Regions from separate parts of the Mus musculus genome. Here regions 1 and 3 are each linked to region 2. Evidence: chromatin loops called from intact Hi-C (ENCODE). Cell type or tissue: heart. All regions are shown on one strand. Links, peaks and the distances in the headings refer to the core of each region. The heading gives the core; the rest is flanking DNA. Region 1 overlaps Dcp1a (decapping mRNA 1A). Region 2 holds the start of Mir3076 (microRNA 3076). Region 3 overlaps Cacna1d (calcium channel, voltage-dependent, L type, alpha 1D subunit).

Region 1 (10,228 bases), core at 1,172-9,171, 51 kb after region 2:
TAATTATATTAGTAATATATTTATGCAATATATTAATTATAATTATGTACAATATACACCAATATACTGTATAATATACATTGTTATATAGTATATGCATTATATGAGTGTGTGTATGTGCGTGTGTATGTAAGTGTTCTACCAAAGCTAGCTGGATTTGCAGCTGAATTCTAGCTTTTAATGACTAGCAGTGAGACCAATGACTCAAGAACCTAGACTCTAGAGTAACTTGTTAGGGAGAGGATGGAGTGAAGAAAGGATTTTTAGAACAATAACAGAACAAAGCAGGCTTTTACTATGCAGCTCTGGCTGGTCCATTTGGATTCAGGGTCTCGTCCTGCCTCTGCTCTCCTGAGACAGGTCTCATCCATAAATCTCACGCTCAACCTGCCCAGTGCTGGGAGCCATCATGTGTGTGTGCCGCCGTGCCTGCAGAGTAGCTCAGTGCTAGGGCATGTTTAGAATACACAAAGCCCTGGGGTGAACTTAAAAAGGAAACATTAAATATTGCAGGATTCCAGTTATAAAGAAAGCCAACTTCGATCTTAACCTGCAATTGCTGTAATGTGGTCACCTGACACACTAAACCTCTTCCTTACACACACCTTTGCCCACGTGGTATCCGCCTGCGTATGTACGCCTGTAGGCATGTGTGGAAGCCAGCAGTTGTCTTCCGAAATCACTTTTCCACTTTGTTTGGGATAGGGTCTCTCTCTGAACCTGGAGCTGTGTGTAGTCTAAACTGGCTAGTCAGCGGCTTCCCAGCACTGGGGTACAGAGGCATGCCTTCAAACCTGGCGACAAACAGAACAAAAGGCAGGTGCTGAGGGTCTGCACTTAGGTCCTTATGATTGTGCACCAAGAATTTAACCACAGAGCCCAGCCCCATATAAACATGTGTGCCTGTCTGGCTTCTCTGGCTTCAGAAAACAGCTGTTTTCTGGAGAAACATAAGCCTAAAACAGGTATGTAGGTTGTCTTGATGTTGGCTGGTTTGTTCCCTGCCCTTACTCCACCTGAGCAGCACAGGGCTCTGGCAAGGTACACCTTATTTGAGAGTTCCCATTTCTACAGATTAAATAAAAAACACAATTAGAATTTTTAGTAGGTGCTAAAACTTGGTTTTGAAATTTTATTAAAAAAATATATTTGCAAACATATAAAATTTAGGATGAAAAATGCTCATTTTGAAACATGTAATAACTTAATATTTGCAAACATACACAGATGGTATAAAATCCACACCACTAAAAAGGTTAATGAGGTGGTACTGCGCTCACGGAACAAAAGCTTCGCTCGAGGTGGCGCGGGGCTTCTTGCCTCCCCGGAAGGGCTGAGAGCCCGGTGCAATGACGTCATGGGAGCCCCACGCCGAAGCAGTAGAGAATAAGACCACTCAGCACGTACAGCAACAACACGTGTCTTAAAGATTCACAGATAAAAGGGAAACACAACTTTGCATTTTTCCCCACTTCAAAGTGATCTGTATTGCATTGCAGCGTTTGAAAGAGTGAAGTCAAATCGGAATCCTATTGAAACATTGCACATCTCTCCTGCTGAAACTTGAAATAAAAAAACAACAAAACAACCCCAAACCTAAACCCCACAGGCTCCTGGAGGCCCTGGTCCTCATGGAAACTCTCCTCGTGAGTGGCCTTCAAAGCCCACTGTAAGGTGCTCTGCTCAGACCGGAGCATTCTGGATTCTTGAACAGGGCGGGCAATGCTGGTACTGAAGAACAACAAAGTCAGGCAGGAAGAGACACATGGTCCTCAGTAGGTGTGCCACGAGGACACAGGACGACGCAGGCTGTGACCCCTCAGTGCCTGACTCGCAGGGTCCTCCTGTGCCCGTGCCCTTCCTTCTCTTCCCTCTGAGTTGCAGTATGATGGCCGACTCCGCTGTATGAGCAGGTAGGCACCTTGAGTTTCATGTTGCATTATCAGTGTTACAATGGCAGTTACGGCCTCTACTACTGAAATGAGAAAATTTCAAACGACATTCTTTGGGGGAAGAGAGCAATAAAGCTGCATGGTTTACAAAGATTATTTACTAGTGGATTCAATGGCATTTATAATTAATTCCCACAAGAAGATCCAGGCCACAGATATAACCAATGTTTGCATATGCAAACTCTGGTCCTAGGTATCTAAGCCAAGCCTGGGCTAAGGCCTTGACGGGTTTGGAATGAACATCACTGTCCAGGGCTAGCTGTGGACAGTCCGGACGGAGCCTGCAGGGTATGCCTTTCCTGATACTGATGGCCACTTGAGATTTAGCACTCAAAGTCAAGTAGATCAAGCGGGGCCCCAGAGAGGTAACAACAGGGAACAAGGCAGCCTGAGAGGGACTGGGGGATCAGCTGGGGTGTTCACCCATTCAAAGACATAATGTTAACTACAACAAAAAGAGCAGTGTCACTCATCGGTGACACCCAGACAACGCTGCATGACAAACTCTGGGCTGCTCTTCCCAGACCCTTTGACCACTGGGGTGAGGGGGTGGGGTGTGTATACAGATGGACCAAATGGCCTGATAAGGTCTTCTGGATTCTGCCAACTTAGCAAGAAGTATCTCCAACGTCTCTTTCAGTCACACTAAGGTTCCAGAAGACACTGTAAACATGCAAGCTAGGCTAGCTAGCAGCGGGTCTGGACAATATGCCTGAATGAGGAATAAGGCAACAGCGCTGACTCTCAGGCCAGACTCATCCAACCGCACCTATGGTCAGGCTTGGCCCAGCTATCTGGGGACTCATTCTGGCCTAGCTTCCTAGAAGTCATGATCTGGAACTTCTGGCTTCTGAATTTTAAGTAAATGCTTGGAGCATATAAATCTCAGAGCTGAAACAGGTTTACCCACTTCAAGTCTCCATCCCTTCGGCACCCAGAAGTTTGTATCTACACTGAGGAAGCCTTCCTTCTCGGAGGTTCTCCTGCTTATCACAGTCATTCCTAGGATTAAAGTGTGAAAGTGTCAGGTCTGACTGCAGACGCTCTTTAGGGTACCCACTCTTCACCCTCACATAACACTACACACACTCAAAAGCATCAGTGAGATTCATACCTATGGAGAAGACGCTTTCAATCATCTGTTTACTGATGTCCACTGAGACCACACTTGGGGGTGATCAAGCCGACAGGCACGTTCACTTTATGAGAACAGCCCTGTGGCTCCCTGACCACCACCTCCTACTGTCAGCAACATTCATCACCTCACTATGAGTTTACCTTGCTTAGATGACACGTGAACAATTAATTTTTGGTTGCTATATTTACACACTATCATGAAACTATCCCTAACTTAGTATGAAAAAGTCTAAGCTTCCCTGAATTCTGCACACTTCACACATAACTAGGTAGACAAGAGAAGACACTCAACTTAGAAGCAGAAACATTGTCCAGGAAGCATGGTGAGATCAGCACAAGCCAATCAAAATGTTCTTTAGGCTAAAAAACTAAGACCAAAGTAAAAGAAGTAATTAATAAGTAATTTTCTAAAACTTCAGCTAGAAAGAATGAATCGATGAGCCTTTGATTGAGTTCCCATTAAAGCTTAAGCAACTGTCCCGGCGGGACCGCTGCGTCTGTCAGCATTATTCACAGCGAATCCTTACGCTAGCTGGTTGAGCCAACTGGGTTCTTACCCATCATTAAATAGTGCTCAGAAAAGTAAGCAGTGCATTAATTGGTTAAATACTAGAAAATGACCTGTATCATAGAAACGAAGACACTTTTCATTCAAAGAATATCTCAAAATTACTATTGCTGAAATAATCAAATTCTACATTAAAATATTACCAAACACCATTACATGCCATAAAAGCATAAATAGAAACCATGGCAGATCAATAGCAGCATCACAAAGCATCTTTACAGTTCTGACTGCGGCCAGAGAGCTCGCAGCCTAGGATATACTGTGAGGTGCTAGGTCTCACACTTGCTTTCTGACTCCAGAGTCTACAACTAAGGAAGGAAGGAAGGCAGGCAGTGTGAGCACAGCTCCCTTTCTGCATAGCTTTAAACTGCTCAGCACATTTGAGGAATGGAACCAGAATGGCTTTGTCAGAATGGTCCACTGGTCCTTTTGCCAAAGTGTTAAGGAAAACAATCAACAATAACTTGAACTGTGTTTAGACAGAAAAGGAAAGTAAGGCTGCGCTTCACACACAAACTTGACACTTAAACTGCTGAGAGTTCACTAAAATGGAGCCTTCTGGTAGGATCTGGATCTGTGTGGCCCCGGCCTCTGCTTCAAGGGTGTGAAGCCTCCTCCATCAGAGCCCAGCCGGCCTATCCCAAGAGCTGTGCTTCACCGGAGTTTGCACAGGGCAGGACCAGGGACACTTACCGGAACACAAAGACATCCCAGAAGTCTTAAGGCCCAAGCGGGGTGCTCATAGAAAATATACTTCACTTGAACAAATACCTTCCAAAGAGTCAACTTAAATTCTGATCCTTAAAACCTGAAGCTACTCTGTGAGCTGACATTAAGTTCTTCTAGGAGTAGAGGAGGGAGGGCGTGGGCTCCACTGAGCTCTGCTGCAAGGCTGGTGGCTCCTCCCGAGGCCTGGAAAGCAAGCCGGCAGTCAGGCTCCTCATTCCACCCACTGGCTTGTAGCTGATGAAAACACCCACGTCACTCAACACAATGGTCTCTTGTTGTTTTGTCAAACAAAGGTTTGCTGGTGATGCTGCACAGTGAAACCTCCATCATCACTGAGAACGTCTCTAGGAAACATCCTTACGGACAAGGCTCTCAGGCTCCTCAAGCTCCATGCTCTGCTTAGCTGTTCCATGAGGAAGCCTGCGTGTCTTGAGGCGGACCCTCTCCCTTCACATTGCCTTCACTGCAGTCATAGGTTGTGGTTGTCTTTGTTCTTGGTCAGAACCTGCAAGTAAACTGCATGAAGCGTACTGAGGAAGCTGGAGTCATTCTGGAAGAGAAGGCAAGGAAACATTGCCTGTTACTTCCTCAGAACTCACCCCATGCTAACCCCTTAGGAAAACACAGAACTGATTGGGGGAACTAATTCCCCAAGTAACCTGCCCCCAGAGGCAGTTACAATGACAGTCCAGGTTTACAGCCATTATTCCACCAGGAGGCTATGCCTGGGGAAAGAGGCTACTGCCAAGGCAGGTTTCTGAACTTGCACCAATATACACTAAGCCTTGTTAAGATACAAAGTTAAAGACAAAGCTGACACCCTGCATACCTTTATTAGGTGTATCAGTGTGTCCTGGAGCTGAGACTTGCTGAGGATAATGGAAGGCTTTCTCTGACTCTCTGCTGTCCCAACAGTGAGGGGAGAGGGGGAGCTGGCTTTCCTCTCTAGGTCTGCGGCCCTGGGAACCGTTTGCTGGAACACACTGGGGGACAGCAGGACTGAAGATACTGCTGTGGTGGTTGCAGGAACCAATGGAGAGCCTGCAATCTGCCGGGACACAGAATAATAGTCACTTTTGTTATCTGAGACACTTAGCTTACCCTGCCCCCTTCCCTTAAGATTTTATTTTATGTGTATGGGTGGTTTGGTAGCATGTATGCCCATGGTGTGTGTGTGTGGTACCCATAGAAGCCAGAAGAGGGTGTTGGATCCCCAAGCAAGAGCATCGGTGCCGCTCAGCAGCCACAGAGCCAGCCCTCCAGCCCTCTTAGCTTGCTTTTTGGTATAAAACTGGGCTAGTTACTTCTACTGATGGCCACACAACAGGACAGGCTAACCTAAAGCAGACAGAAGGCTAACCTCTGAAAATCCAGGAGAGGGGTACAGGCTCATAAGCAGGTGAGCAAGTGCCATGGAGAACTGTGTCTGTCAAGGTTGGTGCATGAAGGGGAGTGGTGGATAACAAGGCGGATGCTTGAGAAAGAAGGAGTGAAGTATGCAGGCTCAGGAGCTCTGCTATCAGAAGTGAGGGATTGTGGCAGGACAGTGCCTGTCTCCTGGGACTCTTCACTTTCTAGGTCAAGGAGTACCTCTTACTTAGAGAGACCAGGTTGATACAGGCCCCAGCACCTACCCACTTACAAATGATCCACATGGCCCACCCAGTGCCTGACACCCTCTATACAGTCAAGAAGACATCTATACAGAGTTAACATAAGGTCTTAAGCCACAGCAAGGAATTTTGCCGAGAAGCAGAGCAACTCTGTCCCAGAAGGGGCATCTGAGACAGGACAGAGCTGGAATGTTACAGCTTTTCACTGAGGTAGTAAGAACCCATCTTACAACAATAGAACCCAAAAGTGTTCAATGTGATCTCTGGGGGTGGGGGGCCCCCTGGGCTAGGGAAATGGCTAAGTGGGTTGAGTGCCTGCTACATCTGCACTATGTTGTCTTGTGAGGACATCTGGATGGGTATGGTGGCCCAGGCACAGGGGGGTAGAGACTGTAAGTTGGCTTGGCTCAAGCAGAGACCCTGACTATTTAATATATAAAGTGGACACTCAGTTCCAGCTCTGGCCTCCACACAGGTACACACAATTTGGGGTGGGGGCATCCTTACCGGGATGGCACTGGGTAACACCTTAGGCTGGGAAAATACTTCAGGATCCTGGTTTTGCTGCATAGACTGAAATGTTTAATGGGGAAAACAGAGAAAGAGATAGAGCAAGCTTCAGTTAGTTGCATGTGACAGAGCAATATCAAGGAATGGTTCAGAGCCGAGAGGAACTTGTTGGTAATGCTCCCAGTGAATGAGCCTCGGACAGCAGCAGCTCCTGTGGAGGTTCTTGAGAGCATGTGTGGACAGAACCTGCCAGGTGACTCTAAGAAAAGTGTGACAGCGACTGAACTCAGGGTCAACTCTACTAGTGAGCCCTATCCTCAGTCCTGGGATTTGTTTCTGTATAGAGGTTAAGGGTTCCTTGAATTTGCACTCTTCCTGCCTCAGTCCTCTCAAGCAGCTATCATACACAAGCAGAATGTGTACAATATAAATGATTAAGAATTTGCTCCTGCAGCACTGAAAGCTGAACTCAGGACCTCGCATAAAACAGGCAAGTGGCTCGACTACTATGTCCGCAGCCCCAAGCTCTTCAAAGGTTCTCTGAGTCTGGTTAGTGGCACTAAACAGCCTTCATCCTAAGTATACTGTAAGAGACAGAGAAGGTCCTTTTGTTGTTTGGTTTTGAGACCTGGGTTGTTCAGGCTGGTCTCTAACTTGAGACCCCTCTGCCTCAGCTTTCTTCACTATGTTTTTATAGGTGTGAATGCTCATGGTCTTTGGGAAAGAATTAATGCTGCCCAGTAAACACAAGACAACTCCATGCAGACCAGGGTTTTTTTGTTTTGAGAAAGGATAGTCCTGGCTAGCCTGGAGCTTGCTATGTAGACCAGGCTAGACTTGAAATCACAGATTGCCTACTGAGACTAAAGGCATTTGCCACTATATCAGGCAAGAAGATCTTAAAATTAGCTATTGCCATGTAAATGAGTATTTACACATATGTAAGTGGTTTCTGCCAAGCAGCATGCAGGAGCGTCACTGTCTTCTAGTGCTGAGTATGGAGAAGGCAGGTGCAGATCATTACCTGAGCTTCCAGATCAACTGAGAGGTGGGGCAACCCTTTCCCTCACAACCAGAAACCCAAACAAACTCCCTTCATATGTTTCTTCCTGCAGTCAGTCCATCAGAGCAAAGGAAGAGGAGCGAGAGCACTCCTGGCCCGTGACACCTACACACAGCACAGGCCCTGCCCGCGCGCACATCATTCCTTCCTTCTTGTGTCAGACCCAAATACTGACAGGCAGGCAGCAGTCACAGAGCAGCACACCCCACTCCCTTCCAGCTGTGGCCATGTGATCATCACACTCTGCTCGTTTTCTCCCTGGTAAACTTGCTATTGAAGGGCAAACCTCTCCTTTACCCTCTCTACCAATCGACCACGAAGCCTCCCTGACCGGATACTTTAAAAATCTCCTTGTCCACAGTGCTCAACCCAGGCCCCTACTGCTCAGGCAAAGTGATTGACAGCTTGTCCTGGAACAGGTGGCCAGATTCCTGTTTCTGACATTACCAACAAGTCACTCTTCGTTCAGAACCTTTCAATGCCTTCCTAAGGTCTGAAATATAACTCACACTCCTTAACTACAATGTAGTCACCTTCCAATGCAAATTCCTCCAGGTCTGTTTACACAGCAAATCTGAGTTACTACAGAACCTGGAAACCCACGCATGCATATACACCTGCGTACAAGTCTACATGCCAAGATCAGTTACAGACCACAGATAGACAGACAGGGCCCCCTCACCCCACAGAGCAAATTTAGTTATAGACCATGGAGACAGACAGATAGACAGACAAGACAGACACACACATCATCTTTAGTTGGGTATGGCTGCTGCACAAAATACACACACACACACACACACACACACACACACACACACACACACACACACACACACACAAAGTCTCATGTCACTTAAAGCTGAGGCCTCTGTAGTCTTGTTTCTCTATGCCCTCCTGCTCCTGTCTTACCTGGAGGGTTGGAGCAAGCACCATGTTGCTCAGGGAGGCTGAGACTGCTGCTCTTGCTGCTGCTGTCTTAGAAGAAGGCTCTATGAAGCTCTCAGGGGTGGCCAGTTGGCCAGCTGCCGAAGAAAAGCTGGGCGCCATGGTTCCTTTTCCAAGCGGCTGTGCTTGTATTTGGTCATGCTGTGGGGTCAACCTGAGTTTCTGAAGCAGATCAACGCTTGGGAGGGCTGTGCCAGCTGGGTTTGCTAGGCTCACCGGGGCTCTGAAGGGGCTCTGGCTAGCAACCAGACTGCTGTGGCTTAGCTCAGGGACTGGCTGGTTCAGGAGTGGAGATTTCTGCCTGGGTGTGGTCTTTACTGCTTGTATCATGGTGCTATTCCGAGGTAAGTGGGGAACTTGTGTGGTAGGAGCTTCAGCTGGCAGAGTGGGGCTGAGGACAGGGCTCAGTGGGAGTGTGTAGCTTGGGGGATGTTTGTCACCCGACTGTGCAATGGAGGCGGGAGTGATCAGCACTGGGGTGCTGACTTCAGGCTGAACTGTGTGGTGAGCGGCAGAATGGATACCCAGGTTTTCAGACTGAGGGGCTCCCCCTGACTGCTCAAAGGGAAATGGGAGGAATGAGCTGGGCTCTTTCTGTGATGCATCTCCCAGCAGCTTGTCTGTGTCCTCTGACTCTAGACCCATAGCTGTTGGTTGTTCCTTTGGCAAGGAGGTTCCAAATAACTCTTCTACTGTCAGATGTTTATGACCAGACGGAGCAGACTGAAAAACAAAAGCAAGTGACAAAATCAAAGAGAGGCGCAGAAACCAATGTAACTAGGATTCTTTTCCATCATGTGCACATATGGAGAAGCAAGGACAGCGGATGAAAACAGCCTGGAGCAACCTGAGGTGCAGCAGGGCTCAGACCACCTTCTAGCAAAGTCTGTAGAGTGACAAAGTTCCGTACGGAGAACAGTTTTAGCATTTACTCTGTTTCCCCTGGTGAATGTGGCTAAGGTTGGGGCTATACACAACAAAGTTACCCACACCGAGTGTCCACATTAGTAACACACTGGCAAATGATGCCAGTGCGAGAGGACCAAACTCTAAGTGGCTCACTTTTATTGTTCTTGATAGAACGTTAGCACTGCACTGCAGATCCTAAACACCTAAGGCAACTTTAACCACTCAGTACTCAGTCATGACTCCCCTACACCCTCAAATTACAGAATCCTGAGGAAAAAGGAAGACATTTACACTGAATTTAGAGGTGTGTTTGTGTGTGTGGGAGCTGGAGCGATGGCTCAGCTTAGTTAAGAGCACTGGCTGCTCTTCTAGAGGTCCTGAGCTCAATTCCCAGCAACCACATGGTGGCTCACAGCCATCTGTAATGGAATCTGATGCCCTCTTTGGTATGTCTGAAGACAGCGACAGTGTACTCATATAAATTAAGTAAATAAAACTTTAATAATAATAAAAAAAAGAAGTTGGGGAAGTGGTTTAGTGGTAGAACTCTTACCTAGCATATGCACATGCATAAAGAATATATTTTTTATCCCTTTTTGCTATGGCCTTATATTTAGAGTGAGATTCTGAACCTGGAGCGCGCGCGCGCGCGCGTGTGTGTGTGTGTGTGTGTGTGTGTGTGTGTGTGTGTGTTTGGTATTATGAGACAAGGTCTTTCCACACTGCTTGGGCTGTCCTGGAACTATGTAGACTGGATTGGCCTTAAACTCAGAGAGATCCTCCTACAGTGAGTCTACAT
Region 2 (10,228 bases), core at 737-8,736:
CCTTCCTTCCTTTCCTTCCCTTCCTTCTCTCTCTCTCTTTTCTTTCTTTCATGTGCATTGGTATATGTGTGTCTGTGTGAAGGCGTCAGATCTCCTGGAGCTGGAGTTACATGCAATGGTGGACTTCCATGTGGGTTCTGGGAAATTGAGCCCAGGTTCTCTTTAAGAGCTGCCAGTGCCCTTAACTGAGCCATCTCTCCAACCCCTCCGTTGTGTTTTACTATGCAGCTGGAGCCCAAGACAAGACATTCCTATAGCTTTGGACTCCTCTGTACTTCCGGACATTGTTAGTCCCAGTCCAGGGGGCTGGGAATGTCTCTCTCCTGTGTCAGGCTTGGGCTCTTGAGGGACAGCTCCTGGGACAAAGTTTTCCTGCCTTGTCAATTGGACCAAAGGGCTCATGCACCCCAAGGCAGTGACGACTTAGCCTATGTCCGTGCTGCAGGGCCTCCTCCAATCGGCACTCAGATGCCTGTGGGTGAGTTCCTGTTTCTGCACCATACAGAGGGTCAAGAAGCCTGGCTTGAGGGCGTCTACTGAGCCACCACGTGGGCTGGAGAAACCTTGTGGTGCCGCAGGCCCTCTGGTCCCTTCTGCCTGCGTAGGAAAGAGTCTCTAGAGTAGATGGGCAGAGATTAGGATGGGACAAACAGCCAGACACACGAGTGGTGTTGGATCTGAATGTAATTTACCAGTCGAGCATCAGACTTTTATAATACAGAATAAATTGCAGAACAAGGCACATTGAATTATTCCAGGTGCAAAAGGAGTGACTTCAAAAGGAACCAGATAAATGTATATCACCACCAGAGATAAGCACAGAAGCAAGGGGAGTGACTACAAAGGGAATTTGTAGGGACCAGATAAATGTTTACATTAGAGATTAGCACTTTCTGCCAGGCAAGAGTTTTACACTTAGAGTTAATTGCCTCAGGGTAGTTAACTCTTGACACGCCTCAAGAATAATGTAGTGTCACTGACCCCAAAATTCTCTAGGCCTCGTTAATTCTTATCAATATCTGAAGACTGTCTAATTTCAGTATAGTATACTAATTTGCTCTTGGCATGGAATGTAGTCTGTAATAAGAATTTCTATCTCAGTGAGAATTTTAGTCTCTATCTGTAAACTGCTGAGTAAAATGGCAAGTGCTTAATTGTTTACTGAATGGGTAAAGCTCCTTGCTGCTATCTGGAGTCTAAGAACACTGGGAAAAGGCTTTAGCTATGTTAGAATACAATCTTAAAAGGCATTTACTATAAGGTAAAGCTATATAGAGTGCACGTGGATCCATACACTAGACTAAAGTGGATTTGGAAAATTAATTTTATGGGTTAGGGAAATAGCCAAAGATCCGGGAGAAAGTTTCCTTGAAACTTTTTTCTCATGAGAAAGCTTTCAGACTTTCATCTGTTAAGCTGACTCCACCGGAGTCCCTGGCATTGTGGCTAACACTCCTGCCTGTATTTTATACTTAACTTATTTTCTGTGACTAATACTGCAAATCCACATGTCAATAAATCCCAGCCCCCTGCCCGAGGGGCTTGATTTCGGGATTCTCATCCAGAGACCGCTATGGCTTTCACCTTTTCCCACTCTCAAAGGGAGGACTCGAGGGGCAGAGGTCCAGATTCCTCCCACGTGCACACACCCAGGAAGGAAGGGGTGCTTGGGAGAGGTGAGGATGGATGTCACCCCAGCCTTGGAGCCAGAAATGTGGATGGCAGCCAGGGGGATGGTGGATAAAAGGCGCATGTTCCCTCTTCAGGGGTGATAATATGTCGCACAGCTTGGTGAGTCTACTAAAACACCATTGACTTTTATTTTGAAAGGGTGAACTGTACAGCATGGATCTCAGTAAACTTGACAGGGCAATGTTAATAACAGTCATCTTAAAGTCTAACAGCTAAGTATGCCGGGCAGCTTCCTGAGTTCTGGGCCTGACTCACTGTTAACTGTAGGCAGCCCCATGTCTGTAGTCACCGGAAACCTGGTGCTAAAGGCTACTTGCTTGCCCTGAATGAACTGCTCTGAAAAGCAACATCTCTGAGCCCTTACCGGACAGTGTACTGATGGTATTGTGGAATGTATCATAGTTCATCCTCCCGGCAGCCCAAGGGAGCTGCCTTTATTCCCATTCAACGGATGAGGCACAGGAGGCTGGGGAGAGGACTCTTCCTCCACAGTGCAGGAGGATGGAGGCAGGACTGGAGGCAGGACTGGAGAGAGCTGCTCCTTTACAGTTGTGATCTGGAAGGTTTGCGAGGCTCCCCAGCCCTGCCACCTATGCAGCTGAAGACTGAGAAATGAGCAAGGCACTTTCTTCCTGTTACCATGTCCCAGTGCCCACGTGGTGTGAGTGACAGGAGACCTTGCTTGCTTCAGCCGGCTACAGGAGGCTCTCGCTGGCCCAGGGAAAGTCCTACCTTTGTGCAGCCTTGAGCCTTGGCCCTGACCAGGCCCAGGAGCTACAAGGAAGCCTCAGGTGCTCATGGCGGTCTTCTCACCGTCCCAAGGGCTGAGGAAGAAGTAAAGGCTTCCTCAGGTTCCTGAGGCCTAGGCATTTGGGATTCCAGCACACTCTAGAAGGCTTCTCACTAAAACCCCAGACCAAACCAAACCAAACCAAACCAAACCAAACCAAACCAAACCAAACCAAACCCACAGCAGCTTCACCTACTCCTCAGAGTTCCTGGCTCCCTAAATGCCAGGTGTTTGATGTTGTAGACTGAGTGAGTTTAGGTGACTGTGCCTCAGGAGCACCTCTGCCCGTTTACTCCCCAGGCATCTATCTGGCTGCCTGCTTAAGCTTTAACCATCTCCTCAAGAGAGTGCAGGCCGTGGAGAGCCTGAAGGTGAGAGAAGCCACCTTCCCCATCTCTGCTCTGGAAGTCACATGTTCCCCAGACCCCTACCTCTTGCCATGTTAGGAACCTCATACAGGCTCCTTGAAGCCATCTATGTACAATTCTGCTGCCTGGCCCAGGCACCTGTGAAATCCTCAGAGCACCGCACCAGCTCAGGCACTGGCATTTCTAGTTCTTATCCCTCACCCCTCACTCAGCCTTGCACATCCCTGGGCCCACAGACAAGCAGCAGCAGGTGGGTGCAGCAGACCCTCTCCGGTGCTACGGTTGGGAGTACTTGTCCCATTTTCTTCTGGAAACATCTTTTCATGAGCCTATAACCTCTAGGGAGAACAGCAGTTTTGCTGACACAAAGGGCACTAAGCTGCAGGCACCTTCCATCGTCCTACAGGACAAGGACTTTTACATATGGTTGACTACATAGCATCCCCTTTAAGGAGGCCACAAGGACAAAAATGGTAGCCACAAAAACCCGAGGTGCAGTCCTTTACTCTGCATACTGGGCTGTAGTTAAGCCAACTTAAGCTCATCTCCGTGTAGGTTATAAATGAATGGTTATTTTATTTGACCATTACTGGGGGGTAACCCCTAATCTACTTTCCTAACTGCTGGCCTGGCTACCTCCCCAGCCGTGTGCCCCAGACACTTGCCAGTTTCTCTTGGCCATGTGCTCAAGGTCCATTCCCCCCACCACCTCAACTCCCAATCCCACCTACCTCTAATCCTCCAGTAATTGACTGTAGCCATTTTATTTAAACAATAGTTTTAAATTAAGGAAGAAGGTTTGCACAATAAAAGCCTGTAGACTTTTGGGTACAGAATTTAGCATTGCAATACATAGACCAATCCTTAGCACTCAGCCAAGTGGAATGCCTTCTAAAGTGGTTTCTTGTAGTAAGGATTAAGTAAAATGCATACAAAGTTCAGTAATGTCACTGTCACCTCCACCTGCTGTGAGCTTTACAGAGTTCAGAAAACACCATCCCTAGTCTCCTTCCTCAGATTCCTCTGTAGGGGTGTGCTTAGCACTGTAGTACCATAAATGGCCACCAGGTGGTGACCAAGCACCCAAGCTTTACTGTTTTTGTTCAGAACTACATAACATATTGTAGTTATGTCCAGACTCAAAACTCGTGGCTGAGAAGTTCCTCAATTGTCCTGACAGGGAGATGGCTTGCCTTCTTTTCTCAGTGAAGGAGAGTTCCTGACATGCGGAGCTCAAGGCCTCCCAGGGTGTGCCCTAAGATCACCCACTGAGGAGTCTCTGTCATCTCCCTGAGACAACCTACCTGCTCTGCTGTTTCTGGAGTTGGTACCATACAGTTCCCTGGCATGGAAGGATCGGGCCAGGCAACTCGCTAGCTGAGCAGTTTGTCGACAAAGGGCAAACATGCACATAGCTCAACAAATGGGCCCCATCCTCCCTAAGGGCACTGCGGAATTCCTAGGAAACAGCAGTGACCACCCATAAAAGGAGGAGTTGTGGGACCTTGGGGGCCATGGTGCAGCTATGGAGGGCCCAGGAAGGTTTTATAAGGCAGGAGGGAACTCCATGGTGTCATTTAGGGTACACTGGCAAAGGAAGGGGCTGGATCCTAGTTTGGCTAAAAGGCAGGCTGCAATGAGTGTCCCCAGTTATGACTTGGTGGGAGCAGTTGTGGCTTTGCAGAGGCTGAACTGGAGAAGGGGATTCCAGGGGACACCTAGATCCAGGGGACACCTAGATCCTGACCCCAAGCCTAGAGAGCCAGCTCTCTCCCTCTCTCCCCAGTCTCCTTCTCATACTGGCACTGGATATGTTTATATCACAGGAAAAAAAAAAGAGTCTGAGGATTAATTTTTTTCTCAAAACATATATTTACCTCCCCACTCAGTACACCTTCGCCACCTCTGCCAGAACCTCCCTGGAATGTGTAGTTCACCCACCCAGCATCCCATGCCCTCCCTAGCCCTTGGTGACAAGGCCTTTCACAGCTTGCACAATGGCGTCCTTGTCAATACCGAACATCTTCAGTAGCTCAGCTGGCTTGCCACTTCGTGGTACTTGGCTGACAGCCAGGCGAGTGACCGTCACTCCAGGTTCACCCACTACGGCAGCAGACACTGCCTCTCCTATGCCACCTGTGCAGAGGAAAGTCAGAGAGGTCTTAGTCCTGAGCCAGAGATGACAAAGACACAGCCCTTGCCGGAGCAGACATCACTAATCCACCAGGGTTCCCATGATTTATTCTAAGTCCAGATGTGCACTTTCTTTTTGTCACTTTTTCTTTGCCACTTGCCTGATTTTACACAGTGCTGGGGATTGAACCTAGGGCTTCATGCACACAAGGCAAGGACTCTACCATCAGAGCCCTACATCTATTTGTTTGTAGCTTTGACTGGCCTAGAACTCCCTATGTAGCTCAAGGTGGTCTTGAATTCAGAGATTCACCTGTCTTCACCTTCTGAGTCCTGGGATTTAGCCTCAACATTTAGCTTTATGTAATTAAAAAAAAATTGTTTTTAAACGTGTACCGAGTGTTTTTCCTGCATGTCTGTGAGCCACATGCTTGCTCCACGCCCTCAGAGGCCAGGAGAGGACACTGGGGACCTATAGATGCTTTCGAAGGCTATGTGACTGCCGGGTCTTCCCTGCTCCTTGAGTTAATACTTTAAACACTTCTTTATCTAGTATGTGTGTGCACACATATGGTACAGCTGGGGGTCAGCTTGACTCCCACAAGTTGTGCATTTGACCTTAGAGTCTCAGCTCGTCTCTCCTCAGAGGCTCCTGTAAGAACAGGCATGCACTTATAGAGGACTCAAGAAGACACTCGGTACTGTCTTTCCTGTTTGTTCCTGTCCAGCCATCTTACCTCCTTGATACGAGGCCCAGGAGTTCAGCTGTGGCCAGAAAACCCAGAGCCTTCATCAGTATAGCTGAGACCTGGCCTCTTCTGAGGCTTTAGGCTTTGGTATAGGGATCCAGCTAACCCATTTGCCGGCTGGCTCTACTCCCCGAGCCCCTGCCAGGCCGTGAGTGGCAAAGGCGGACTGTCCTCAGAGGAACTTAAAGTGGTGTCTACCTCTTGCCTCCCCTACTGCTCTCTCTGGCCTTCCCTCGCCAGGCTGGTGCAGCCCCAGTTACCTTCGTAGTAGTGGTCCTCCACGGTGAGGATCCTGCCTTTGGTTGCTCGGGCAGAGTCTAGGATGAGTTTCCTGTCCAGGGGCTTGATAGTGAAGGGATCCAGCACCCGGATGCTGATCTTATCTGCAAGGGAAGACCAGAGTGCGGCTAAGAGAAAGGCTGGCACTGAGCTTCCCCTGTGTTAGAACAGAACTCCAATGGCCCCTTATCCCGAATGGGGCGTCTTGGGCCTAAGAAGAACTACTCTTTGGTGGCTAGCTGTCTGTCCACTTACTCTCACCATTGAGAATAGCTCTTCTCCCTATTCTCTCCTGTTTGGGAGAGATAGTGGTCAGCTGGGTGCCCTGTGGACCGACTGTTAGAGCAGACTATGGGGCTCTTATCCTCCTATGCCTTTGAAGATAAAAGGAAGACTTCAGATATCTGATCTAACATAAAGGTTTTTGGGATAGTGGGGAGAAGAGCTGTAGCCAGAGTGACTTTCTCAGAATAAAAGCCACCTCACCACACCCAGCTGCCTAGACACCCTGTCTGGGTGGAGCTTTCTTGACCTCTCAGGCCCAGCTTGCTACAGCCTCAGTCCTGTTCACCCCCACATTGCACAGGCCACTCAGGTCACCCAACCAAGGGACCACCTTTTGCTTCCTGGTGCTCACAAGCTTGAGATGTGACGTGTCTGGCGATCTCACTGAGAGGACGAGGCTGACGCTCTGTCCCTACGGTATCACTAGCTAACAACATTATACTTATAGTAATAATAACAGTATGAATGCCAAGGCACACCTAAGGCCTTGGGACAGTCATAAAGGCTAAGTGCCAGTTTACACGTGGGGAATCGGAGACACAAAGACGGTGAATAAGTCATTTAACTAGTGACCGGCTGAGCTGTGACTTCAGTTTTCCTGGCAGGCTCCATGGCCTCCGATCTGATACAAAGGGATCATAGGTGAGGATAGTCACCAGTCCTAGAACATAGCATGGACATGGCGTAATGGCTCAAAGGGTGGCTTCAGTTATTGTCATCATGACTTAACTAGAGATTCTGTGTGACCAGCCTGTGACCTCCCTGGTCCCTTTCTTCTTACCTTTCTTTAGACTCTCTGCAGCAGCCAAGGCCTCATGCAGAGTTACACCAGCCCCGATCACTGTCACTTGGTCATCCTTGCTCTTCAGGACCACCTGCGGGTGACATGGGGACAGTGAGGGGCCAGAGCAGGGTCTGAGAGTAGAAGCAGCAGCAGGGTGGGTGGCTCCCTCGGGTTCTCATACACGAAGGGCACTGACCTTGGCTTGGCCGACCTGGAAATCCTCATTGTTGCTATAAATAATGGCATTCTCTGGGCGGCTGGTCCGGATGAAGCAAATGCCCTGGGATTGGAACAGATAAACTGAGAAACACGACAGCTTGGTCTTCTAGAGGGCCACCCTTCCTAGATACAAGCCTCATTTAGTCAGTCAATTATAACCTGGGCACAGTCATTGTGTCCTGGCGCTATGGCAAAGAGATGGGGCTGGTTCCCTGTAGCTGGTACCTCTGAACACAGGAGAAGAAGCACCCACAGCCTGGCTAATCTCAGACTGGAAGCAACTTCTAAAAGGTAAACTGGCTTGGCTTCTCAGTGGGGCTACTCCCCAGAATGCCTCGGTAAGGCTGGCCCCGGCTCTCGGGTGGGACACGGGAAACTCTGTATGCCAGTCTGAGGCAAGTCAGTTATTGTCCTGGACCAGAGACTCGGGTTACTGTCCTTCAACCCAAGGAAGGCAAACACCAGTGGTCAAGCTGGCAGAGTGCCCATCAGCTGGCAGTGTCTGCCATGATGCATGACGAATGGTATGCTTTGATTTTCTCAGTCTTGTTTCTTTAAGGTATACACACACGAGGGACATGGCCAGGAAATGCCTCCCTAGGCAGCAAGTGACCAGCTCTACCTTGCGCTGGCCTCCTCTTCTGCCTCTGTGGAAGAGCTAGCTTCCAAAAGAACAGCCACACGACTAACCTTTGTGTTGGCTGCTAACTCCACTGCCTTCTCTGTTGCAACTCCATCGCTTGGGTAAAAGACGGTGGACATGGGGACTGACCGGAACATGGCCAGGTCTTCGAGGGCCATCTGAGAGGGCCCGTCTTCCCCTGGAGTATTGAAAAGAGGCTGATGATTGGCTCCAGCTTCCAGCGTGCCCTCCCACACGCACTGGTGCTTAGCAACAGGTCTGAACTCACCAATGGACACACCACAGTGGGAGCCACAGAGGTTGATGTTGCTCTCAGAGATGGCGGCCATGCGAATCTGGTCGAAGGCCCGTGTGAAGAAGGCCGCGAAAGTACTGCAGAAGGGCACTGTCCGGTCACGTGTGGCACAGCCCACGGCAATGCTCACCTGAGGGCAGGAGGGCCAGATTAGCCCTGAAGAACAGGGAGCCCAGAACCCTCCCGAGGCCACATGTGGGAGGCAGAAGAGGCTGCGATCCTAGTATGCTAACCCTCGAGAGTTGCCTGGGTACCCGTGGCTCTGTCATCTGTTTCCCAGCCCCAAACTCCTTTGACTTGAAATGATTATTTCAAAACTCTTAAACTCAGTTTCCTGGGCATGGTGGCGCACGCCTTTAATCCCAGCACTCTGGAGGCAGAGGCAGGCGCGGATTTCTGAGTTCGAGGCCAGCCTGGTCTACAAAGTGAGTTCCAGGACAGCCAGGGCTATACAGAGAAACCCTGTCTCGGAAAAACCAAACAAAAAAAAAAAAAAAAAAAAAAAAAAAGACCAAAAATCAACAAGTTTCCTTTGACACCAGGATGGTTGCAATCTATAATCCCAGCAACTTGGGGCATAGGAGGATCGGGAATTCAAACTAGCCTTAGCTACATACTGAAATCTAGGGTGTCCTGGGCTACATAGGAGCCTCCTCCTCCCTTTTTTTAAAGGCTCTATAGACCAGCAGGTCCCCTTTACCTCCATTATCTGTCCTATATACAAGCTCCTCCCTTGGGAATAATCATCCCCAAAATTGGCTACCCAAGGTCAAAGGTCAATGTGGGTTCTAGTTACTCTGTGGTTTTCTTTCAGCTGACCCACGGCTGTCACTCAGCACTGTCAATACGGCTGCCCGAGGGAGAAAGAGGGCTTCCGCCTGCTGCTACCTGTCAGGATAGCCCTGCAGCTGTGGCTGTGTGTCCTTCACCCTACCCAGGCACCCACCATGTTTTGCTCGGCAATGTAGCACTCAATGAACCGGTCTGGGTGCTCCTTTTTGAAGAGCTCCGAGAAGGTGGAATTCTTGGTGTCTCCATCCAGGGCAATGATACGGTCACTGGCGTGGCCCAGCTTAGCGAGGGCCAGTCCATAGGCCTTCCGGGTGGCTATCTGTGGGCAGGAGCAAAGGCTCTGAGGACCACTGAGGCATGTGCGAGGATGGGGTCTAGAGTCTTGTCTGACTCTATGGGGTTTTGAAGCTTCCGAAGGATGAGAAAAATGGGAACCCAGGAGTAGTGCACGCTTGTAACTCTAGCACTAGGGAGGCGAAGGCAAGAGCATGCTGAACTTAAGGCGTCAGGGAACTGAAAAACAACAACACAAAGAGAGAAACAGAAAACGAGGCCAGGAACTGCACACACACAGGAGCACAAGGGCCCAAGAGCCAGAAGGCTCAGCTGTAGGCTGCATGGATGGGTTTATGCAATGAAAAACCTCGATCAAGACAGCTTTGCCTAGCTTTTGCCAGACTATGAAAAAGTCCTGATCTCTACAATCATTTCAACTAGAAGCTTACTGTGCAGCCTTAGGTAAGTCCCCTGGCCTCTCTGAGCCTCTACAGGCTTCATAACTCCCCCATCAGGGAGCAGACAAGGAGCCCGAGCTCTTAGGCCACACTCATCCTCACAGCCCCCAGAAGGCACATCTTGGCGAAGACCGTGGGAAGCCAAGGAAGCAAGTAGGCCCACCCCGGTTCCAGTCCATTCACAAAAGAGCCATCCAGGTACCTTGTCCCCCACTTTGTAGCTGGGTGGCGTAGGCATTCGGATGTTAGCAATGTCCACGGATGGGGCATCCTCCTGAGGGGGCGTGGCCAGGATCTTCTTTTTGCTCTGAACCTGGCTGTAAATCTCCTGGATAATCTGCTCGGCCATGTTTTTGGGGAGGGGCTTCCCGTGCCACGCCTCCTTGTCTTCAATCCCTGTAGGACAGGAGACAGGAGGTCAGGTAAGAATGCCCACAGAGGAAAATCAGGGCAACAGTGGTGTCA
Region 3 (10,228 bases), core at 664-8,663, 440 kb after region 2:
CCTATCGGCCAGACTGATGGAGGCGATTCCTCAGCTGAGTCTGTCACTGATGGAGGCGATTCCTCAGCTGAGTCTGTCTCTTCCCTGGTGACTCCAGCTTGTGTCAAGTTGACAAAAACTAGCCAGTTCAGAGCATTATCCAGCCTTTTCTTCATTTGCAGCATTGACCCGTGGAAGCCCCGCTTCACCCTCAGAAGCCTAAGACAGTGTGCCGCGTATAATCTGGAGAAAGGATGGTCTCCTGTTCTCAGCCGGGCACCTTCTTTCCTGCTTTTAAGGTGTCACTCAGATGGCCCCTTGCATGCCATTGGCTTGTCATGTCCTTGTTGCTCCACCGTGAGATCTAGACTGTACTCAGCCTCTTGGGTCGCTACTGTCCATCGAGGTAGAGGTTTTTGTTTTCATAAATGACCTGTGCTATGAAGCATGGTTTTTCCTGGACTTGGTGTCTTCTGATGGTCCTAACAGGATCACTGTTTATGTGAGGTTGGCCTCACCTGTGTCCTGTCACTTTCTATAAAGAACATGACTATGAGATGACCAGTCTCTGAAGCTGTTGCTGTATTGACAGACCAACGGGCTACTCTTAGAGGCCAGGAGGTCCCAGCAATGCTGGAGTGCAAGAGTGAACTTGCAAGGGAGGCTTTGTGGAGCTCCACTTCTGGGTTCTTGGGCTTGCTGTCAGGGAGCCGATTGAAGTCAGGCACTCTGGGAAGTGCTCCGATTTTCTGATCTCTGGTCTACAAGTCATGGCTGAGTGTCCAACCCTGACTGTACTTTACAATCTACCTGAGGGTCTCATCTCTTTCACTCCCTGGCTCAGAGGTCCTAGTTGTTTAAGCAGATGGCAGGGGACCTCTCTTTGTGTGCTCCTGGGAGTTAGTCCCAGGGAGCCCTAGTTAGGAATCTCTGAGTCTTGACCTGTGTCAGTGGCTGAATCTCTCATGGGTCTAAGAATTGTCTGGAGGGCCCTATCCTAGGTATCTGATGCTGATGACAGGGAAGTCTCCTGTGAGCATTCTTGGGCTATTTAAGATATCCACAGTGTAAACTTGCTATTAGAAAGCTGCTGCGCCACAATTAATTGAATAGACAAAATTATCTCAGAAGGTAGCTCCTGAGCATTTGGGGAATTTTCAAGGATAATTTATTTAACTTTTTGCTGAGCTTCAAATTTCTTTAAGAAACCCTGCCAAGTCTGTGGGGCATGTGTGTGTGTGTGTGTGTGTGTGTGTGTGTGATTTTTTTTTTGGACACTTACAGCTGCTTCTTCATGAACAATGGTGTTATTCTAGGGCTATTAAAATCTGGAAGCCTAAAATTCTATTTTAATCTCTTCTCATTGTCATGGTTAATTTTTTTAAAAAAATTTTAAAATAATGAAACCATTTTAAAAGGGAGCCCATTCTAAAATTCTGACCAAATGAATCAGGGCAGCCTTATTGTGGGGACTCTTAGGGACCAGTAATTCCTCTAAGTAGTAATAATTGATACCCAAAGAAAGGAGGAGCGGGTACCTGCTGCCCCCATTGCCCACAAGAGTACCTGACTGTAGCCTGCTTCCTTGTTGGTCCCAGAGTGGTGGCCACTGCCCACCCACCTCTCATTGCTTCTTCTACCATGGGCCTCAGTGCAGAAGGTCACCCTGGCTGCCTGCCTGGCCAGTGCTACCTGATTTTTGTTTGTCTGTTTGGTTTCCTGCATTGGTTTGTTTCAGGGGTCAGCAGAGAGTCACAGGTGGCATAGCTGTTTGTAAATAAACACCATGGTGCTTTGCTGACCTTGTTTTGAAAGACTGTATTTGAGGAATGCAGCTCAGTTGGTAAAGTGCTTGCCTGACATGCACAAAGCCTTGTGTTTGGTCCCCAGCTCCTTATAAACTGGACATGGTATGCCATAATCTCAGCACTGGAGAAGAAGAGACAGTGTGATACAAAGTTCAAGGTTACCCTTGGAGACCAGGCTCCAGGATGTGTAAAATTCTATCTCAAATAAAACAAACAAAAAAAAAAAAAAAAGAAAAGAAAAGAAAAAGAAAATCACATTTCTTTTTTTTCTTTTAATTTATAAGACAGCTTTTTAATCACAAAGTATCCCAAAGAAGTTTAGAAATGAAAATATTCTACCAAAAACCATAGAAGAAACAGCAGCAGTAGGTAGGTGGCTCACGATAAATATGAGTCCAGGTCACCTACCCTCTCTGGAGGAGCAGCTGGCAGTGCTATGACTGGGGAGACTGATGGGAGGGCCAGCCCTGGGGTCAGAGGTTGGATGCAGTGCCCACTGTCATCTGCCCTGGCCTGCTCTCCCCTGGGACGATTAAATCAGCACATGCCGTGTGGCTTTCATCACAAGCTTAAGCAGTCTGGTATTTATTTACTCAAAGGTCATGGGGCGGCAATTAGCATTTATCTGGCATTTCGTGTGTATCAGATGCTGTTCCTGGGGCTATGGGCACATGAGTTCTTATTCTTCACACTGCTCTATGAGACAGGAACTTGATGGATGAGGAAATCAGAGTGTGCCAGCCTTACATAGCCTCCCGAGGCTGCGCAGTCGTGAAGCGCTGCACTGGAGTTGGAACCCACCACTGTTGGCGCTCAGGGTAGCAGCGTGAACCTGGGAGAGTGGGGCCTAAAAAAACAAGGTGGAGTAAAGTCCCATGCAATAGCCAGCTTTATTCAGAGCATCAGACAGTTTATACTCTGGGGGTTAACAAGAGTCACCTGAGAAAAGTGTACAGTCAGGAGGACAAGACACACATGGCAAAACCATGCTTTTCCTTGGAGGAGTAAACAAGTAACAATAGCCAGTTGTAATGAATAGTCTGAAGTGAGCTCACTCCTATTCACTACTACACCCAGGAAGGGGACATAAGCGCATTCCAAAAACAACCCACATCCTGTTGCACCGAGGTTATAAGACCTCTTGTCTTAGTTACTTAGAGTTTTCTCACAAGGTCTCAGAGATCTCACACAGCTTTGTTCATGGGCTATGTTCCAACTCATGGGTATTGGAACATTTGTGCCATGTTCTTCAGGGTTAGGTTGGGGAGGGGGAACTTGCAGTGTGGAGAGAGCATGCCCTTTGTAGAAATGCAGTAGTCCCACTAAGGTGTAGGCCCGTGTTCCTATGCTTTTGCAGGCCCCAATATGGCCCCCTATACTGCCTGTGCACTCCCATTTCTGAGCATGCACATGTAGACTCTACTTTAGAGGTTAGCTGGATGGCTTGGCACGAGTTCAGAAATGCAGCACTGCTAGATGTCAGAGAGTCTGTGACTGTCTCCCTTGTGACCCGATGACCATTAGGGGCTTTAGTAACAAGGATGCTAACAGTTATGGGTGGTCATGTGTCGCTGGAGTGAAGCACATCGCTTCTCTTACCTTGGTTCTCATTTACTTCTTCTCCAGCAACTCATTAGCAATGGCCCAGTCCTTGCTAATATCTCACGAGTAAGCAACACTAGGTAACCAATCCATGTTCATACAGCAGTGGGAGGTACAGTTGTCAGAGTCCAGAGCCCACCTTCTTCACTGCCACCTGCCCTGCCCCAGAGACCAGTCCTGATTGGCATCACACTCCCAATTCATACCCAGAGCCTCTGACTCCCTGAAGGGCACTTTCCTTAAGCACTTTCTTAGATGCAAGGACAAACATAGGAGACCTGTGTCACAAACTAGATAGTAGATTGCGCATTCAGAATAGGTTCTCTGGGACAGGTTGACAAATGCCCTCAACCCTTCAGATCCTGAGCTATAGATTCCTAGCTAGGAGGAGTGGGTGGCAAAAGTGGATTGGAGACATGCCGACATGCCTCAGGCCTCCGCTGTTCCACACTGGACCAGCTGTTGCTGCCCTTTCTGCCCGCCTGCTTGCCTGCCTGCCTGCCTGCTAGGCTGCCCTGTTTGTATTGCTCTTGCTGCCCTCTACTGTCTGGTAATGGAATTGCCTGTGTTCAACCTGAAGGGGTCACGGTGGCTGATCTGCTAAGAGAGGATAAGAAGAAAAGGAAGTTTTGCTGCTTTCGACAACGCAGGGCTAAAGATCACGGTAACTTGCTGAGGTGTTCTTGCTCTGTGGAGGCTCCTTGCCTGACGTTTCTGGTTTCCTCTCCCTGTGCATAGGCATTGCGTGAGCTGCATGCGCTGTGTGGAAAGTGCCTATGTTTTAATCGCTTGGTTTCTCTGATGCTTGGTCATGCTTGGTCTTTTGGCCTTTTCCCTCAAACGTGTGGCATCACTGAGATGGCACCTTTCCGTTTGCACTGTGCCTATGAAGAAGCCTCTGAGCCAACTGAGGGAGCTCGTTTGATTCAGTGTGAATATTCTTAGCCTGGAAGACACGCTTGGAAATGCTTTTCCTTGAATGATGCTTTTAAGTTTAAACTGTTTAGAAATTCCAATAATGTTATTTGGCTGATTTTTTTTTCCAGGCTACATGTTTCAAATTGCTTCTTGGGCGTCGCTGGCTCATTTACCCAAGGCCATGCTAAAGCTAGTAATCTCAGCTTCAAGAGTAAGGGAGGTAGCCCCCCCCCAAAAAAAAAAACCAACCAAAAACAGAACAAAAGCCATCTGGGGGCACTCAGTTCTCTTCAATGAGAATAGCCTTATTTGGGAAGTATAAAGTTAAATATAAAGTTTTGTCCTAAATACTGTTGACCGCACCCTTACCCCGTCCCCAACCACTTGACAAAGCATCCAGGATCATTAACATAGAGATGTGTATACCAAGAACAGCTTGCCCAGCTGTCTGTGGGTCACTGCTGTAGCTGGGAGGCAGTGCACGCTTTGCTTGGATACCTTGGCATGGACAGCTTAGTGCTGACACCAAGATGGACCCCAGTCAGAAAGAGGAAAAAATCTTTGAGAAGACATGGACTGCAGAGGCAGATAGCCAGCTGCGCGCCAGCCGCTCACCCAGAAGAGAGATACACGGCATGGTTTTGTTGCAGTGTGAGAATGCTGAGCTCAGAGGTTAAGTGGGGTTGTCTGTGTTAGAATCCTAGCCTCCTCAGAAGGCCTGAAGAGGAAAGGCATCAGGGGATAGTCAGATGGAAAGCATTTGGCTCACAGGGCCCTAAAAGCTCGAGAAGGAAGAACTCTGTAAAGCTTGCACACCAATATAGGCCAAGGATGAAGCCGACCTGCTTGGGTTTAGTATTTACAACATGCTGATGAGTGCCTTGGGGCCTCTGTCAAGAGAGGTAACCCCTCCTGGGGGCCACTCACCTCAGTAGCAGCGTGGCCTCTGGGGTGGTTTGACGATGTGAGAGAGAGGAAGCCATCTTATCTCTTTGAGGAAGCTGGCTTCCTGGAGTGAGGAATGGCCGTTCTATTGCTGGGAACACAGACCGACTCTGCTGGCGATGGTGGGGCAGGAACCTCGGTTGCTGTGCCACCTTTCCCACAGTACCACCTTTCTCTTTCTCTAACAAAGAGAGTAGTTTTTCTGGGCACAACTCCAGGTCTTGATTCAGACCTGGAGGCCTCAGTCTGACCTTGACCCACATTTCCCAAGGTGAATGTGGCTGCGTCATAGAAATCCCTCGCTCTGTGTGAGCAACACGCATTAGCACAAGCATGTAGCGGTGCCTTCAGGGGCCACCTGGGACTTTGGGGTTTAGCCGTGTTGTCACAGCACGACGCTGCTCATGCTTGCCATGAAAATGATGCAAGGACAGAAGAGCTTGGGGTCAGACCCCTGTTCCTGGGGAAGGAGCACAGTCCTGCCACTGATGCGTTATCCAGCCTTACCTCTTGCCCCCATCCCTTGGGAAGCTTAGCAGCATCAGGAAGTACTAAAAGAAATCCCCAAGTGTGGGCGAGAGCTTGTGCTGAGAAGGGGAGATATAAGGCTCTGTGATAAGCTGAGTGCACACACTGCTCTTACAGGGGTGGGAAGTTTAGTGTGGGGCACCAGCACTGTATAGGTCACAGGCACCTGTAACTCCGGCTCCAGGGCATCTAATGCCCTCTTCTGGCCACCTGCATGCGTGTGGCTTACGTTTACACTTAACATAGATACAAACATTTTTCAGAAGGTAAAATAATTTTAAAAGCAAGCCACTCAGAGTCCCAGGACATCTATGCAAGCAGCTGCTGTCGTGACAGCTTTCAGAAGGACTGCAGAAGAGCTCAGTGTGGCGTATTGAAAAGCCTTCTTCCGGGCTGCTGTGGCTGGAGGGTCAGGGGGCTCCTGGGGCTGACTTAGGCTCTTGAGGAGCCGCTCAAATGCTGTGTTCTATCTCCTGGATATTAGGCCCGGAGAGGACTTGGATTCAGGTTCTTCTGGGCAGGCCGCAGGGCTCCTAACTCCTGAGTGGGTGGTGGGCAGTGGCTTCCCAGTGCTGCTCAGGTCCTGGTCTCCTTGAAGGGCTGGGAAAATGTCGGGAGACTTCAGTCCTCAAGGGCCAGTAGTGAAACCAGACAGCTATGGGTGTTTCTGTTCCTCCTGAGAGCTGGTCAAAGGTAACTGGATCTTGGAGGAGATACTGGCCTGCGGCTCAGGTAACACAGACACAACAAACGCATGCCCTAGTTATGCGATGATGAGGCCAGGCTCCCCGACTGCTCCTCTGAGTCTTTGACCTCACTGAAAGAAATGACCTGGTGAATTGGTATATGCCACTCCGAGGTGCTGCCCAGTTGCATAGACTCATGTGTGTGTGTGTACGTGCGCATATGTGTGTGCAAATGCATTTGTGTATGCCTGCCTCTGAATTTGTACAGCTGACAAGTATGGTTGTGAAACACGTAGTTTATAGAGTGAAAGTTGATGAGGAAATATCTGTGCGTTGGTTAAGGATACTAGGTATTGTGCTAGCTTGAGAAATGTCCATCATTTGGTTATTTTGTGAAGTATAGTTCAGAGTGGAAGCCAGGCCTGGTACTCCTCCATGTTAAAGAAAAAAACAGTGACCTGCCTCCTCAGGGAGTGGCTCCAGGTAGCGCCTCGCCTAGGCTGTCTATGCCACCAAGGATGAGCTAGGCAGCTTTCCAACATCCCCCTACCTGCAGCGGCACCCAGGTTCCTCCCAGCTCCTCCCCGCCCCCCAGCTTCTAGTGCTCTCCCCAGAGGTCCAACACCTGAAGTAGAAACAGACTTGTAACTCCTCCCTATGCAGATGGCCCTAGTGTGTTCCTGTAGGGGGTGACTGGCATCTGCAAACAGCAGGAGGTTCTGAGAGGTCTGCCTAAACCCTAGCAAAGCCCCAGCACTGACTCCTGCTGGGGAAAGAAGGGTAGTTACTCCATAAGATGCCATGGAGGCCTTAGGAGAAATGCACCTGTCCCCGGGTTTATCACATGAATTTTTGTAATCCTTCCTGCTTTGACTTTTATAGAGTTGCAATAGTCACCAGTACAGCTTGTTACTATCTCCAGGAACTGGGCTTGTCTGCTGGGTGTAGTGTGTAGACATGGGAATACTCAGTAGCATTTAAGCTTGTTCCAACCCTGTGGTATATCAGCCTACTTAAGCATCTCTACTGAAACTGTGGGTATGGTGTGCCACACAGGGGTGCATCCTGAGTGGGATGGGAGTGAGCTGACTACCCCTGTGGCAAGCCAGCTGCTTGGTCATCTGGGCACTCACGTCCTTTGCTGTGTACTTCCAGGAGCCTCTTCCAACACTGATGGATTCTTCTGTCTTGGTCGTTTTTAAAGTGTAGATGAGAACCTTTGAGGGCTAAGTGCAGGAAGGAGGCTCTACTCAGTCACTAGCATGAAAGTAAATGTGCGGTGTGTAGCCATGGAGGATAAAATGCTTAATGTGGAAGCTGGGCCCACAGCCCCGCCCCAGCCAGGCCCACAGCCCTACCCCAGCCAGACCTCTGCAGGGGGTGGGTGGAGCTGAACACCGGGCTACCCAGCTCTGCAGAGCTTCGGCCCCTTGCTCAAACTGAGGGACCTGATCAAGGTTCAAGCACACAATGTCTTCATCCTCTCCCTTCCAGAGCCCTGATGACATCATTCTGGAATAGACACCACACTCCTGGGGACCCTGTAAATGATGGTGACTGCAGGGTTGCTGTCCCTACAACATGCTAAATTAGACAGTAACTCCTCTTAAGTCAAAAAAAAAAAAATACACAGAGTGGTAGCCCACACTAACTCAGAAGTATAGTTGGCTGTTCACACTAGATGCTCCTGGACAGCAACGAGAGGGGCCTGGGCAAAATGACCACAAATTGGAGTGCTTTGCTTTCAGAGATCCTCCGGAGAGTTTTTCTGATACCATTGGCAGGGTCTGTGCTTGGACACCTTGCCCATGACCTGGAGCCAGGACTGACACCCAGTGTGCCTCATCCTGTTCAGTCCTGACTGACACCCAGTGTGCCTACAGCCTGTTCAGTCCTGACTGACACCCAGTGTGTCTACAGCCCTGAGGCAGATGCTCTTAACCATATAGATGAAGACATGGAGGCAGAGAGAAGCCAGGCCACAAGTGGGAGTTAGATTTAGGACTGATAAGCACATGATACTCTCTGGTACTGTCCTACCACCCCAGAGGATGAGTGGGAGAGTCTGAGGCAGGGAGGCCTCCTCATCCTCTGTGTAGCCTGGCCTCAGGGCTCCACAGTTCCCAGTGTTGGTTGCCATTCACAGTGTGGGGTTTGTTTCCTGCCTTTCTGCCTGCACAGCCTTGGGAAGCAGCTAAGAGTGGCACTCTAAGCACTCAGTAAGAGTGGCTCACTAATAATTAGCATAGATCCAGAGATGCAGAGTGATGTGGCCCCTTGGTCACAGGCCGGCCGTCACCTACCTGCCCCCATCAGATTGTAAAATGAAGCTATAGGGATGAAGAGCCACATCCTGCACTGACGATGGCATGCATGAGACCTCCAGAGTGCAAAAGCCACAAGACTTCTTCTGTTCAGAAGTTTACCTTTGAAAACTAGTAATGTTTCAATATGACAAATAAGAGAATTGTGGGGGCACTTAATATGGACAGAAATGGCCCTGAATGTGTGGTTCACACTGCCATTTTATCACTAGGAAATTGAAGTTCAAAGAGAGGCAGATGTTCTCATGAAGAGTGGGGCAGATCAGGGCCTGGAGATTCCCCCAAATGCACAGCACATGTTATGCTACCTCAGCCTCAGAAACCAGCAGCTATCCCAGGTCACAAAGAGAGGGACTCCTGGTGGGATCTGAAAAGAGTTTCCAGTGTGGTCTTCCGCACCTGTCAGTACAAGGGGCAACTTGCAACAAGCTGCTACAATGATATTACAGCCTAGTCTTACAGATGGGAGCATAGAACAGACAGGAGAAGGGGGCTGTGTGTGTGTGTGTGTGTGTGTGTGTGTGTGTGTGTGTACGCGAGTGCATGGGTCTTAATGGAGTACTTGCTGAAGGATATTCCTGTGTCAGATGATGAGACTTCCTAATTTGTTTCTTTCCCTGTGTCCCGCCCCCTCCCCCCACCATGGGTTCCAAAGTGAATGGAGGTTTGTAGTTGGTTGCTTTGAATTCAAGGAAAAGGAACAGGAGAGTCCCAGGAGTGTAATCAGTTGGTGTTCATTTGGCCTCTGCTTCTGAAACCTGGGCCTGGATGTAGCTGCTAAGCCTCCCGCAGCGACAAGCTCAGCTTCTTGTGTGTTCACAAAGGGCTCAGGGACTTCCCTTTGTGCCCTTGGGAGACAGGGCTCTCTGACCTCTGGGTCTATGAGTCAGGTCCCACTTTCTCCTTGCAGTGAGCTTTCTCTCTCTCTCCTCAGCAGGGATGGAAGCCACACAGTCAGTAGAGAGAACAGTAACCCTCCACCCCACCCCCACCCCCAGTCCCACCCCACCCCCACCCCCAGCCTCGACTGGGGCTCACAGTGTCCACCACCGTTCTATAGGCACTGCTAACAGTTTTTGTAGATGAAGTTTGAGGTGTCCTTGCTCAGGGGAACTGCCTGACCACAGGAGCAAGGCTTTCGTGCGGGTAGTGTAAGGTTCTGAACACTGGGGCTCTGCCTCAGGAAAGAGATGTCCATGAGCCTAGGTAGCTTCCCCAGCTTCAGTTTGGGCTTCCTCCCCCTCTCAGCTCCACTCTGTCTCCCAGCATAATCAGGCATCTTTCCCAAGGGCATCTTGCACAGACTCCTGAGGTAGCTCCATTCAGGGACATCTGCCCCTCACCTTCCAGGTGACCACATGTCAGACGTTGGCTCTGGGGGATCCAGGGACCTCCAAGCACTAGTAGGCCCGTTTTACATCTCTTCCCCTTCTTCTAA

Evidence for each region. Hi-C counts contacts between places; a loop is a spot of excess contacts. Peaks named below come from ENCODE experiments on the same cell type or tissue, not always from the same donor. Only the 100,000 strongest peaks of a DNase experiment are listed, where the experiment ranks them.
Region 1: a loop joins it to region 2, with 2.4 times the contacts of the local background. A loop is called at or near these places in 5 of 42 quality-filtered maps.
Region 3: a loop joins it to region 2, with 12 times the contacts of the local background. A loop is called at or near these places in 8 of 42 quality-filtered maps.

What each region holds. Positions count from the first base shown.
Region 1 is chr14:30,517,934-30,528,161 of GRCm38, reverse strand. It overlaps Dcp1a (decapping mRNA 1A), which reads right to left. Exons shown (of 10, transcript NM_133761.3): 7 at 8,485-9,243; 8 at 6,507-6,572; 9 at 5,216-5,434; 10 at 1,106-4,936. The coding sequence ends at 4,856. Among named protein-coding and RNA genes, the nearest start is that of Tkt, 26 kb to the left of the region's middle. In heart, for the core only: no CTCF peak of the experiment used is centred there; no DNase peak of the experiment used is centred there.
Region 2 is chr14:30,568,095-30,578,322 of GRCm38, reverse strand. It overlaps Tkt (transketolase), which reads right to left. Exons shown (of 14, transcript NM_009388.6): 7 at 9,966-10,159; 8 at 9,184-9,348; 9 at 8,211-8,367; 10 at 7,990-8,120; 11 at 7,277-7,360; 12 at 7,078-7,171; 13 at 5,993-6,115; 14 at 3,599-4,986. The coding sequence ends at 4,811. It overlaps Mir3076 (microRNA 3076), which reads right to left and starts at 6,174; the gene lies at 6,115-6,174. In heart, for the core only: no CTCF peak of the experiment used is centred there; DNase peaks (open chromatin) are centred at 3,922 and 5,872; H3K27ac peaks cover 679 bases.
Region 3 is chr14:30,130,866-30,141,093 of GRCm38, reverse strand. All of the region lies in intron 9 of Cacna1d (calcium channel, voltage-dependent, L type, alpha 1D subunit), which reads left to right. Among named protein-coding and RNA genes, the nearest start is that of Gm52106, 63 kb to the right of the region's middle. In heart, for the core only: a CTCF peak has its summit at 3,933 (motif pointing left); a DNase peak (open chromatin) is centred at 3,933; H3K27ac peaks cover 573 bases.